Regions from separate parts of the Homo sapiens genome. Here region 2 is linked to region 1. A link is a contact called in ENCODE Hi-C or POLR2A ChIA-PET data. All regions are on one chromosome and are shown on one strand. The core of a region is the stretch at or near the end of the contact, and the rest is flanking DNA. Distances in the headings are between cores, read along the strand shown. Region 1 overlaps MET (MET proto-oncogene, receptor tyrosine kinase). Region 2 overlaps MET (MET proto-oncogene, receptor tyrosine kinase).

Evidence for each region. A loop is a pair of places that touch in the nucleus more often than their neighbours do. ChIA-PET counts read pairs that join two places held with the same protein, here RNA polymerase II (POLR2A). Pooled maps may share reads with other maps.
Region 2: a loop to region 1 is called in a map of endothelial cell of umbilical vein, with 2.1 times the contacts of the local background. The contact joins two enhancer-like sites. A Hi-C loop is called at or near these places in 9 of 168 maps with a recorded cell type or tissue (Caco-2, Calu3, IMR-90 and 6 more), 1 of 37 single-sample maps with no recorded cell type and 1 of 50 pooled maps. POLR2A ChIA-PET finds 5 or more read pairs at or near these places in 7 of 52 experiments (BJ, H1, HepG2 and 4 more).

The regions. Positions count from the first base shown.
Region 1 is chr7:116,731,798-116,738,728 of GRCh38, reverse strand. MET (MET proto-oncogene, receptor tyrosine kinase) reads right to left here. Exons shown (of 21, transcript NM_000245.4): 3 at 6,870-6,931. Among named protein-coding and RNA genes, the nearest start is that of COMETT, 47 kb to the right of the region's middle. Within about 2 kb of position 1,333, at least 2 of the 41 ENCODE cell types and tissues checked have a DNase peak (open chromatin) inside an H3K27ac peak, as active enhancers do; they include endothelial cell of umbilical vein, where a contact is called at or near this core.
Region 2 is chr7:116,770,875-116,777,801 of GRCh38, reverse strand. It overlaps MET (MET proto-oncogene, receptor tyrosine kinase), which reads right to left. Exons shown (of 21, transcript NM_000245.4): 13 at 6,148-6,304; 14 at 5,813-5,953; 15 at 2,691-2,921; 16 at 333-413. Among named protein-coding and RNA genes, the nearest start is that of COMETT, 86 kb to the right of the region's middle. RefSeq lists enhancers at 576-1,775, 5,034-5,178, 4,333-5,532 and a cis regulatory region at 5,099-5,112. Within about 2 kb of position 5,146, at least 7 of the 41 ENCODE cell types and tissues checked have a DNase peak (open chromatin) inside an H3K27ac peak, as active enhancers do; they include endothelial cell of umbilical vein, where a contact is called at or near this core.

The DNA of each region.
Region 1 (6,931 bases), core at 84-2,583:
CAATTTGGGAAGATTCTCAAAGTACCTAATTTGTTCTCAGAGAGTGGATTGTTGATAGAGAAACTAACCAAGCTCACATACAGCTGTAAAAGTTAAACATCATGACATTTGTGCTCTAATGTTTGTTCTACTCTAAACACTCAACGCTTTCAAAACATCTCCATTAAAAAGGGTGGTTATATTTGCACAGAAGTTAAGTGATGGATGAAGGGTCACTTGGTCAGGATGGGAAAGGTTGGAAACTATTGTTATTTCCTAAAGTTAGGGCCCAATAGGTATTGGTGACCTTTGCAGGCAAAGTGAACAGAAATTCAATTACCAGTCCCACCTCCCTTTGGGTACTGGTTACAAGCAGAATATCAGATGTTAGACTTCTAAAGCTTCTATTACAAATTCTCCAGATTTTGGTTACCCAATTTTGCAATCTTAACTCCCTTCTGGGCTCATCACATCTCATTTTTCCTATACTCCTGCCCAATACCCCCCATATTTCTTTGGCTGTTGCCAATCACTTCAAACTGCAAAGGTAAAACAAAAAACAAAACAAAAACAAAAACACAAAAGCAAAAAAACTCCTTTTCTCACACACAGGTCAAAAGCAACACAGAACACCAGTCTGTCTTAATACCCTGACTTTGTTTTCCAGCTCATTCTATGCTTTGCACTTCACTGAAGATTATTCATCACTATGAACCTTGCAATGGACACCTGCATTTTGTGTCTGTCTCCCTGGTTTCCTCCGTTCTACTTAGACCGGCTACATAACAATCACCTCCTAGAGCCCTTTTTTTCTCCTACCTTCTTGCTCTTTTTAATACCATTTCCCAAATCTATAATAAGCAATCCCTTCTTAATTACTAGGTCATCATCTTTGACTTTATGAAATATCTGAAGCCCATCCAAATAGTCCTTTCCCAGAAAGAATTAACCTTTCTCTTTCTTTTCGGAAGCTCTTTGCACCTCTGGACTTGGATTGATTGATATGTGTATCCTCTGTTAAAAAGCTTTGTCTGAAAAGCACCAAATGTTTGTACTTTCATAACAGGAAACTGAGTCACATATTGTGCCAAGTGCTTTAAATGGAGATTTTATTTACTCCTCACAATACTCCTATAAGGTAGGTACTATTATTTTCCTTAAAAAAAATACAACATAGAATTTCAGCTAGAAAGTACATGAGTCAGATTTCCACAGAGCTTTATCTGAGGCCAGAATCCATGTGCTTGACCTCTTAAACACTCAACTGCTAGGCTCTTGGAGCACCAGAGTAAATACCATTGAAAAAGCTTCAACTCTGAGCTCCCAAGAGCCACTCGTGAGTAAAAGTACTAAAACAAATTTCACAATATATTTGCCTCGCCAGTTACTCCGTGTTTCAGTAATTTTTGCTGCACAAGTTAAGTGTGCCTAAGGAGAAAGTCTCTGCATCTAACTAGTTTTTGAGGGCATAGAGAAAATGTTACTAGCACACTCCGCCAAGCTCTACTTTTGATCACGAGTTAGCATGAGTGTTGCTTGCTATAGAAAATGGGATGAAGATGAGAAGACAGGAAGGCACATGGAGAAGTGAGGTGACTTGGAAGTGAGAATGCCATTTGGAATTTTGCGCAGAGGCTGTACCACAGATGCAAATGCCTTTTTAGTTGATCATTAGCCCGTTCTCTGCAGGGATACCTACTGCTATAAATGTTTTTCTACCCTTAATTCTTTTCTTTCTCTTATTGCTAGGATTCTAAATAATCGATTAACCACTTTAACTCTCAAAATACCCCTGAAGTAATGTGTGCCAGAAATTAGGAGTTCCTTTTGGTTGTCATGGAGATATTTCTAGGAACAGAACTAAATTTGCCATGTAAATGTAATTCTTATGATAAATAACCTGGGAATCTTAGAAGAATTCGCATAAAATAGAAGACCAACAATTATCTTTGAGTTCCTACTATTCAACAACTAATCTTTAGTAATTAGGTCACAGGATATTTTTTCTTTAATGGCCTTGAAAATACAGGACTAATACATTTGGGGCAGGGCAGAATCTGAATTTACCAAATGGTTGTGGTTTTGATCTCACATAGCCCCTTGTAGATAGGACATGGGGAAGAAATACATGTACAAATAAAACTGTTGTGGCTAGGCCCCCAAATCTGTAAACCTGAACAAAGTAACTTTGTGTGAGATATCCACAAATATGTAAAGGCCATATCTCCTTACCTCCCATATACAGTTTTATCTTTAATTAAACCGTTTTATTAATAGAATTAAATTTTAAGAATGATGAATACAATTTAAGATAAGATGTTTGTATGCAGTTTCTGTATACCTCCCCCATTGTTTTTAAAGTGGACAATTGAACGGTTTTAATTTTTTTTTTTTTTGAGACAGGGTTGTAGAATGCTTTCATTATCTCAAAAAGAAGCCCCACATCCCTTAGCTGTCATTCCCAGTCTCCCCATATCCTCTTAGCCCTTGACTACCACTAATCTACTTTCTATCTCTATAGGTTTTCCTATTCTAGATATTTCATATAAATGGAATCCTTGATTTTTAGTTATGGACATAACTGAAATTATTATTTATAAAAAGTTCTTTCTTACACAAAAGAAATTTCAGAACCCTTGAGTGTATTTTCCTCTAAAGAAATATACCAAATCTTGTGGGCACGGTGACTCATACCTGTAATCCCAGCACTTTGGGAGGCCAAGGCGGGCAGATCACTTGAGGCCAGGATTTCTAGACCAGCCTGGCCAACATGGCGAAAAACCCGTCTCTACTAAAAGTACAAAAATTAGCTGGGCATGGTGGTACGTGCCTGTAATCCCAGCTACTCAGGAGGCTAAGGCACAAGAATTGCTTGAATACTGGAGGTGGGGGTTACAGTGAGCCAAGATTGCACCACTGCACTCCAGCCTGGGCAACAGAGCGAGACACTGTGAAAAAAAAAAAAAAAAAGCCAAAGCTAACATTCTTTAGGGTTAAAACTAAGTTAATGATGTACACACACAAAAAGGCAGATAATATTTTTATCTGATTATTTTATAAAAGAGATGGGTAAGTTAGAAATCCCTAAAGAGAATCATTGTTCAAGTTGAAGCTTCCTTCAGCTGTGTCTCTGCCAGATGTTCACAACATTGACGAATTGGGGATCTGCATCTACATACTCTAAAATGGCAGTAATTCCAAACATGATGCATACTACAGGCTTCTCACAGAAAGCACTGACATGCCACGATGGGGGCACGGGAACTGAAGGAATTTGAAGACAGGAGGTCAACAGATAAACAAATTTTTCTTATTGGAAGTGAGTAATTATTCTTAGGTTCACTGATTACTAACACAGTCCTTTAAGTAGTGGTCATAAGTAATGATCTTGAACATGGGACATCTTTTTAGGTGATCTCTACCTCCTTGGGTTTCTTACTTAAGATCCAACTAGTCCAGTTAAGAGGCAGAAGAGAACAGGAGTGATGAGTGGGTGGTAACAACATTTAGGAACTTGGAGAGGCGAAAGGGGCATGCGGGAAGAGCTAGGATGGAACCACGGAGCCCAGTAGCAGCAGTGACAGTGCCCAGGCTGTGGCCATTGGGAGCAGGCACAGTGTAGTGCACATAGTAGTTGCCCAGTGAGTATTTGTGGAGCTGAACTTGAAACAATTCTTGAAAGGGCCTCCCCACCCCCTCTCGCATCCCTGATCCACTCACTCTCCCTGGCCTGACAGTCATGCACAAATATTTTAATAGCAATGCTTTGCATTTAGAGATTAAAAGCCTTATACAAGTGCTGTTAAAAAAAATCAAGGAAGCATTGTTCTGGATGTAGATTAGACGAGGCGCTCAGAAGGGAGACGTGGACAATCCCTGTGATTAGTCCTGTGATCTTCATGAGAATCCCTCTTCCCTCTCCCACGTAGCTGTGTACACTGTGTTAATGTTCCCAAGTCTGACTCTGTTCTACATCTCCTTCCCCAGTCTGTAAGAAGGCACGTTCTCATTGTTCACTTACACTATCTCAAACATTGCTTATCCTACTATTTTACTTCGAAGTATCCCAAGAGAGTGATCATGCAAATAAAAATTATTTTTAAATCTTCATCTACATTGACATGGCTCTGCAGATATTGAGACTTAAATATATGTATGCATCAGTATTTTCAGATATAGCTGCACCTGTACAAGATAAGTTACACATCATTAAATGTTAGGAACATGTCAAAAATGTCTTCCCTGCCATACACAAAATGTTGTTAGCTAAACAATATAATTCTTTCTAATCAAATGACCACTGTGAAATACCTGATTCACTTTGCACCCAACAGCTGGGGCTGTAGCTTGTGTTCCCAGCCAGAGCTGAACATAAGCACAATAGGAAAGACAGAAACAGCTGCAAACTCTTGGGAGAAAAAAATTTGCAAAGCAACTTTGCCATTAGGCTTCAGGGTAGGAAGGAAGTAAAATCATCTTTCTGTTCCCTTTTGTGTAGGGCAGCTGTCTTTGGGGGGAAAAAAAATGTCCATTCTATTTTGTAACAGAAACTTCATCGTATTTACTAAAACACGAGTTGTAGAAACTCAGGCCTAGCCATACATTTAACACTGTGGTGCAGTCAAAACATTTACAGAACTTTGTAGGAAGTCACTGCTCTGACAGATTAAAGTGGGAGGTTGCCATATCTGTGCTCCACTCCTGACTCCTCCCGCACTATTATTTACTGTAAATATATGGACTTCAGTGATGTTGATTGTTTGATCCTTCAAATGCTTTAGGTTTCTTTATAAAATTTAATGGAATGAAATTCTCTTAGGCAAGCGTCAGAGAAATAGATTCTCTGTGGTTTCGAATAGCCCTTTGTCTGTAGGTACTATTATTATCAGGTATCTTTCCTACTAAAATTTAATTTCTTAAAGGTAAGTTCTGTGTCACTGTTTCCTTTGCTTCATTCGTTTGTATAGTAAAGCAAAGTTAGGTAGTTCTTGATACTTATTTGATAAATTAAAAGCCACTTTTAAAAAAAATCAGTGATACCAGTACTTTTCATAAAATAAGCATTTTTTTTACCTTTTGTTTTGGATGCATAGTTAATAGGCAAAATATAGTTTCTTTTACACAAAGGCTAGGAGACAAGAATAAAACATTTGCTACAGCGTTTCTATAATGAGACTGATGCGTGACATATCCCTCAGGCGATTGACTCTGTCACACAGCAGAATTTACTCAGTTAATAAAGCAACATATTTAAATAAGGAATTGTATTACAACTTTAGAATGTGGAAATAGGCCAGGGAACTTTTGATGTTAAAAAAAGTCGGAGCTAAAGTAATCATAAAAAGCTTATTCATACAAAACTGGATTGGTGAGGTAATGGACGATTTTGAAAAAAAAAAAAGCAGAAATAAAGATAAAAGGGGGCAAATCAACATAATGAACACATTAGGAAATCAATAGATGCCAGCTTTTCTAGTCCTTCTTTGTATTTTTGCAATTGTATAGAATGCCATTGATGTAAATTAAAAACATGTATAAACACAGAACAATACTACACATTTTACACATAATAGATATGAGCATATTTCAAATCCATTAGAGTGCATGTCTCTGTGGGAGGGGCGGGGCTTCCCTCCTTCAGGTTTGAGAAGTTAAGGATAGAATTAAATGGTCAAGATGGATGAGTTGGATAAACAAGCACAGTGGAATGGACAGAGGAAAGGGGGAGAAAAGGCGTAGTTCAATGTGAAGCAATAGAAGGGAGATTACTAGGGGAATAATTAGATAACAGGACCTGTATGATTAGTTTTGAGCTAGGAAGGTTTTATTTACATGGTTTTTGACCTTGAAAAAATTCCACCATGCCCTTTAGTACAAGAAAAACATAACTTACAGGTTTTAAAATATGGCAATGATCAATATCCAGGCTGCTATAAAGAGAGTGGTAATTAAAAAAATGTTTTGTAGAAGAATACACATATAGGATGTATAGACAGGCAAGTTATAGGAAAAGCTTATCATTCTCAGTTGGTTTACTAGAGGTTATTGTCTGATGAGGGTACTAACTACATCAGACAATTACGAAATCTCCCTTTAAAAGAAATTTCTAGTATTCACAGAAGTTCAAGATTTCCATAGATGCTATTGTCATTCTTTCCTCATCAAGAATCTACTAACAACTCATGTTAAAGGCACCAATAACTACAAAACAGCAAAAACCAACCCAACAAGAGAGTCTTTTAATTTCTGCAAAGTGCTATGGTTCTTGTATCTAGGAAACACAGTAAGTTGAAATGGAAACTTTTGTTGTACAGAAATACTGTTGCTATCCATTAAAACCATTTCTTAATAAAATCTGGATTTTTTTTGTATCTGAACTTATTTGCATCCAACCCTACCATTTTACAGAATCAGGAGAGCTTGAGTTACAATGGGATTTTGATGATAATGTTGTCCCTTCCTAACTCCTGCCAATATTTCTCAATGATGTGAATGTTTCTTCTCATGAAGATGCATGGTTCACACAATAGCTCTCCTTTGATCTGTAGCTTCCCTTGAAATAAAAAAAAATTGCCTAGAAGTGCTTTGTTTCATTTTATTTTCCAATCACGTGACAGAAATTATAAATGGAAAAAAAATGCCACACCATTCTGGACGAGAAAATTAAAGCAAACAGATTCAAACTGAAAGCTTCAAGAACTTAATAAAAAGAGACCACACATTTAACAGAAAGTAGACCAGGCTTCATTGTTTGGCTTTCAGTCTGTGTTCCAGTTTCTACTATGATTTGGACTTTACAGTATTTGCAAATACCTTACTGCAAAAACGAAAACAAATTAATTGCACAATACCAGATAGAACAGACACAGCTACTCTCAGAAAGCACTTACCTGCATGAAGCGACCCTCTGATGTCCCAAGATTAGCTATGGTGAGGTCTCCTTTAATGAAGG
Region 2 (6,927 bases), core at 3,897-6,396, 35 kb before region 1:
GTAGGTGCCAACATGCTTCCAATAGTTTCCAGAAATGTCACTTGCAAAACAAATATTATAAACCAAACATAGTTATAGTTAAATGATACTCAGTTCATCCAAGAACCTCATTTCTCCTACCCCCTTACTAATGAGGGCTCTGAGGGATCATTTCAGGGGAAGTAGTTCAATAAAAGTCTAGAACAAAACAAATTTTCAGGATTAGGCCCATAATTTCAGTGGTAGCTGATTTTTCCACAAGGGGAAAGTGTAAATCAACGTTTTATTATAAGCTATTTATTAGGTTGCAAACCACAAAAGTATACTCCATGGTTAAATAAAATGCCACTTACTGTTCAAGGATTTCACAGCACAGTGAATTTTCTTGCCATCATTGTCCAACAAAGTCCCATGATATACACAACCAAAATGCCCTGTGCAAAAGAAAGAACTTGGTTAGCACTGCGTAACATTTAATTATGAAATAATTATTTATCAAACCCTTTATGAGCTTCATTTTATTCTTTCTTCTTTCTATACAGCAAAAGAGTACATTTAAAAAATACTTTTAACAATACCACTATAGGTACGTAGGTGTGTTTGTAAATATATATGTAGATGCAACACATTTCACCCAAGGATATAAGCAATGTGATTATTTAATTCATGAATAAGTTGTAGATGATATGACTCATATTAAAGCCTAACCTAATAAAATATTCAACCACAGTGGAACCACTGAAAAGGTGAGTAACATCGGCCTCATCAAATAAATTTTTTTAAAGGATGACATAGTATTTTAAAATATGAAAATAAAGTTAACCCACATGAAGAACTATAATAAAATAAGTTCTCTATATTCTAATAAGCTGAAATGAAATAAAAATGTTACCATTAAAAATAGGATTAGTATTATAGAATAAGGATTTCCCCATTAGTCACTGGTTAATACGTAATCCAGGTTGGCAGAAACTGAAAGGCAGTTGCCCAGATGAAGCAAATTCACCCTGACTCACTTCATCCAGTTCTCTCTGGCTTTAACCACATCATTTTCCCAATGGTAGCCTTTTATCCAGTGGCAGTAATTTCCCCCAGAGGTGCCAAATGTCTGATAGCTGTGTAAGTCATTCACTAATTAATTCATCCAGCTGGCCAAGACACCATGAGTGCCTAGTATGTGAGTGTCAGGCATTAGGCTGCCCTCTACTAATGCAAAGAAGAATAAAATAAAACTTATGCTTTTGAGTGCTCCTATTCTCCTGCAGAAAAACATATAAATACATAGTAGCTAATATTTATAGAGCTGTTAATGATTATAACTTCAAAAGAGAAATAATTGCCATTTTAGTACCTTTCATGATAAAAAATTCTAGTTTTCCAAATGTGTAGAATTAGAACACAATTAGTGAGTCCACACACTCTAAAATTGATGCAATTACTGGGATTTATAGGCCTATGACAGAACTATATATTACTCTGAAGAGAAATGGAAAGATGTTTGTTAACAGTGAAGCCACTCTTGGGGAAGAAGGAGCACACAAAGGATTACGCTCTGGGGTGTTTGACAGAAGAATGTGTGGATGCTACCACAGGAAAGTGAGAAGGCCTTGTGTTCATATAAGGGAAATCACGCCATCAGCTTCTCTTGTATCACACTGGCAGATGCCTGTACAACCTCTTGCAGCACATATAGAATAAAAGGGATCAGAGGCCATTTAGTATTAAGGGTAAAAGCTTTTTAGAAAAAAAAAAACAACAAGAAGAATGAAGTTCATTTCCCGGTTTTTGATTGGTTTCTTTTCCTGCTAAATATTTCCACAAATACTGTTTATGCTAGCTGTTATTGCTGCTTTGGCTAGCTTATTACAAATATTCATTTATCTTTGTATAAAGAAATTGGAGTGCATTGTAGAGATGATATATGTTGCTTTAGATCAGGAGAATGCTATAAATTCTCTGTCTTCTGATGCTGTCCAGCAGTGTACAAACTGCTATAAACCAGGCTTCATAGAGTTTGTCACTGTTCTCAGGGTAAAGAAAGACTGGAGAGAGATTGAATAAAAATACTCAAAATTAAAGGAGTGATATTTATTTATTTATAAGTATTTATTTTTTTGACATGGAGTCTCGCTCTGCTGCCCAGGCTGGAGTGCTGTGGCACAACCTTGGCTCACTGCAACTTCCACCTCCTGGGTTCAAGCAATTCTCCTTGCTTCAGCCTCCCCAGTAGTTGGGATTAAAGGCACCCGCCACCACGCCTGGCTAATTTTTGTATTTTTTTAGTAGAGACGGGGTTTTGCCATGTTGGCCAGGATGGTTTTGAACTCCTGACCTCAGGTGATCCACCTGCCTCGGCCTCCCAAAGTGCTGGGATTACACGTGTGAGCCACTGCGCCTGGCCCTGAGTTTTAGAAGAAAGTAAATGGCACCTTTGAAGAAACTATAATTGCTAGTACACACAGGACGAGGACGAATTGTGATTTAGTTCTAATATATTTGGGGGATTATCCAATTGCTTCCATGCACAAGGGCAAATCCCCACGGATATGATTTACAGGGCTACATTTCTATAGAACAGAAATCAAGTACACTTGTTATCACTGCTCTGTCAGTTGCTTTCACCATTGTCTAAGTTCCTAATCTGCAAAGGCCAAAGATAAAATGCTTACTGGAAAATCGTATTTAACAAAAAGCTGAGTGGAAATACTTACCTCTTCCTATGACTTCATTGAAATGCACAATCAGGCTACTGGGCCCAATCACTACATGCTGCACTGCCTGGACCAGCTCTGGATTTAGAGCACTGAGGTCAATGTGGACAGTATTTTGCAGTAATGGACTGGATATATCAGAGTCCCCACTAGTTAGGATGGGGGACATGTCTGTCAGAGGATACTGCACTTGTCGGCATGAACCGTTCTGAGATGAATTAGGAAACTGATCTGTAAGATGAAGGAAAATTATTAAAGAACAACAGTAAAACCTCATTTAATGGGGACTGAAACAGGAAGAGCTTTTATAATGGAATTAGTTTGATAAAAATGATAATAAATTGGGAAAAGATACTAAGTTATATATACAAGCATTTCATTAGATGTTTACAGATTTTCATTTAAGTAGACTAAGTATTAATTTTGAAAGCTTTTTACCCTCATTTCCTTAGACATTTCTCTCTTTATCAATAGCAAAAAGCCATGCTTATGGTTTATTTTTGAATATACTATGTCCTTAAGAATGGAAGCAGTGGTAGCAGCAAAGGTAGTTGAGCAATTGCCTCGTCTCACAAAAATCCAGCTCAAATATAAGAAAATGAAAAAGATGCCTTTTGAGACACTACTATTTGTTAATGGAATTAATTACTATTGTGCAAAACCTATGGATTCCTGGCCAAGGGAAAAATACACATATGATTAGAAATAAATAATGGCTATATTCCCAAAACTGAAAGCTTTTCACATTAGTGGTAAATTCTCCACTGTGCAGTGATGGCACTGGATTTAGTGTTACTGTTGTTTAGAGAAGGCAGGTTAGATCTCGGTTAGTGGACCATCCTTGTTGTTTAGTTAAGGACACTATGAAAGGGGTAAGCATTCTTTATAAGTTGATCTTTATAACCAAAGCTCTGTAAGAACCTCAGGCAAAGTTCCCTTTTGCAAGGAGAATTTTTTTTTTTATTTCAGGGGAAGAAATGGTGCTGATAGTCAATTTCTTAATGCCAAATAGGGCATTTCCACTTTCCCTTTCTCTTTCCACTGGGAATTCACACATATCAAGGAGGGGGCATCATAGCCACAGCAACTGACATGAAGATAAACTAGGCATAGTATTGAAATGTATTAGTATGTAACACAGGGAGAAGGTTATGTGGGGGTTCCTCATTAGCACCAAAATGTATCATTTGTTTGCAAATAAGCAGGAGAATCAGAATCTGAGAGAAGGGCATAAAAAGAATGCTGTTAGTACCTTGACTATTCCTAATCCCACTTGAGCATTTTTAGTATTTTCTACAGTGGACAGTTTGATTAATAATAAATGAACTTGGCCAAAAGTGGTTCCAGAAAAGCGTTGGGCATCAATTACAGTTATAGTAGACACTAGCCAGAAAAAAGACAAGAGCAACCTTTAAAGAAGGATGTGGAACATCAGTGAAGTACCTGAAATGTTGGGTGAGTGAGGAAGGAAGGAGCCTAGCTGGGTACTTGCTCCCTTAATTCCAAGGAGTCAGGGTCTCTAAACCTTCCCCAGGGGATTGGGAATGCCAATCAGCCTCTCTAAACTCAGGTCTTTCATTCTCACTTCCTAAAGCCTTTGCATCTGGAGATCAGGGCTCTAAATGCTTAAGGGTGCACAGATTGAGGGAAATCCTTGGTGAGACATGGATAAAAGCCCTTTGGCATGAAAACGTGACTCTTCAGCTAAATTCCAACATGTGCAGAAACCAATTGAAACCATCAGTGTGCCACCCTGATGTCACACCACATAGCACTCTAGGTCTCCGTGAAAAAGTCTGATGAGAATGCTGTCCCCACCAGATGTAGAGAGGAAAGCTCTGCAGTTGCCTCTTCATTAGGTTTTGGCTGTGCACCTATTTTCTCATTCTCTCTAAATGACCCTCTTTTACCTGTTTTCTTTTCATGTCTCCAAGGAGCAGGCTCAATGGAGAAAAGAGTGTGAAACTCAACCTTCTTAGCAATGATGACAGAGCTTTGGTGAGTAAGGAGGTTCAAAGAAGATTAGGTAAGTTTTTTTTTCAAAGAAAATTTGTAAATTTTAATGATCTCAGATTAGAACTATGAAATGTGCATATAAAATACTAAATAGATGCACTAAATGTGCACATAAAATACTAAATAGATCTAAATTTCAAAACAATAAACTAGGTTTGATTTTTCCACACGGTTAAACGAATGGATTTTTAAAGGTGAATGGAATCAGGGCAAAGACAATGTTTACTATGTGTATCTCCATAGAAATAACATAAACTTCAAAACATAAGAGGTAGTAAGTGTTGAAAATGTTAAAATGTTAAGTGCTTCATTGCTCTTGAACTTGTTTGGATGAGCAACTTCTAACTTTTCCAGTATCCTCAATGATCTGTGACTCATTTTATTTGTCCAATGGTAAATATTCAACCAAGGAAATGCTTGTACTTGACTCACATCCTGTAACTTCTAAAGATAATGGAGCTGATACAATACAGACCTTTTGCTTTTACCAGGAGATTTAAATAAAACAACATGAAAACTCTGATTAACCTGAACATTACTAGGCATAGTGTTTTACAAAGCTGATGATATTGACCCCTCCTTTTTTTCATGGCATAATTGAAGGTTTTCCTTGGCTAAGTCTCAAAATACATTCAAGTCCTAGAATATGGTGGGAAAAAGGCTGTGTACTAACAGTTCATTGAAAACACTTCGAAGAATTACTAACAGTATAATTTCAATGTTTGGGCTTCAACAGGTAAAAAATGTAGCAGTTCCAACTTACATTTAAATAAGTATATTTTGTAACTTAACTCTTCCTGGATTGTAAAAGAGAGCTTCGCAATTTCTTACTATTGCACTTAGATGATAAACAAATTACTTTTGCTCAAATTAACCTTTTTGTGAAATGAGAGCTTATGGACTCTAAAATCATAATGTAATATATACATGGGTTCTTTTAAAATTAAGAGCCATGTAATTTTGTGTCAAATACTTACTTGGCAGAGGTAAATACTTCCTTTAGGTTTTTATAAAAATATAAATGCAAAACCAAAAATAAACAACAATGTCACAACCCACTGAGGTATATGTATAGGTATTTCTCAGAACAATAAACTGAAATATACCTTCTGGAAAAGTAGCTCGGTAGTCTACAGATTCATTTGAAACCATTTCTGTAGTTGGGCTTACACTTCGGGCACTTACAAGCCTATCCAAATGAGGAGTGTGTACTCTTGCATCGTAGCGAACTAATTCACTGCCCAGATCTTAAAACAGAGAGAAAGAAAGAGCTTGTTAAAGACGGCTATCATGGGCCCCAGGAGACTTTGACCCAGTGCCCAGAACTCATGGGTTTTATGGACTACATATAAGACAGCACACAAGAATCGACGACAATCTTAAACTGTAATGACTGTGTTCTTAAGGTAACTTCTAAAAATGAACAGTAACAAAAATGCACCTTTAATTTGCTTTCTCTTTTTCAGCCACAGGAAAAACCCAAGTAGTAATAACAGTGCTGTTGATATTGAGACAACACCAGCAATCAATCCTGTGAAATTCTGATCTGGTTGAACTATTACTTTTCCAAGGACGGTTGAAGAAATTGCTTGCTTCCACTAAAAATGACAAATAAAGAAAAGTCAGCATTTAGCCATGATAGATATTTGTACTACACAGGTTGTAGCACTTTGGGTCCCAAATACCAACTGGTTATTACCATTCTACAAATGGCATAACTGCCTTCAGGATAATAAGAGATTCCTCAATTATGCTCCAGTGTTCAAATAATTAGGGGACACTGATCCCTTAAGTACTTATGTGGTACTTAGCTGTTTGTATTTGTAACTAGGTATTAGGGATAAAAAGATGTACAAAAAACAGGAACTGAAGTATAGAAGGGGAGACAGACATATAAATAAATGATTCCAGTACAGTGTGGTATGTACCATAGAAGTATGACTAAACAGTAATCAACAGAGACAATGGGACATTAATTCTGTCCTGGACGGTGGGGTGGAGGGCAGAGAAGACTTCCCATAAGAGGTAAATAATTGTACTGTTATGATGGAACAATAAAGTCTCAGAATATTTTTACTTCAGTTTTGATACACAGCAGAAATCTTTGAAGTCCCTTCTGGCTCTAACATTTTATGATTTTTAGGATTTATGGTCCTTCTGAAATTCCAACTCTGATCTCATGATTCAGCCTTTGATTTTCTAATTTTTGTGTGTTTTTCCA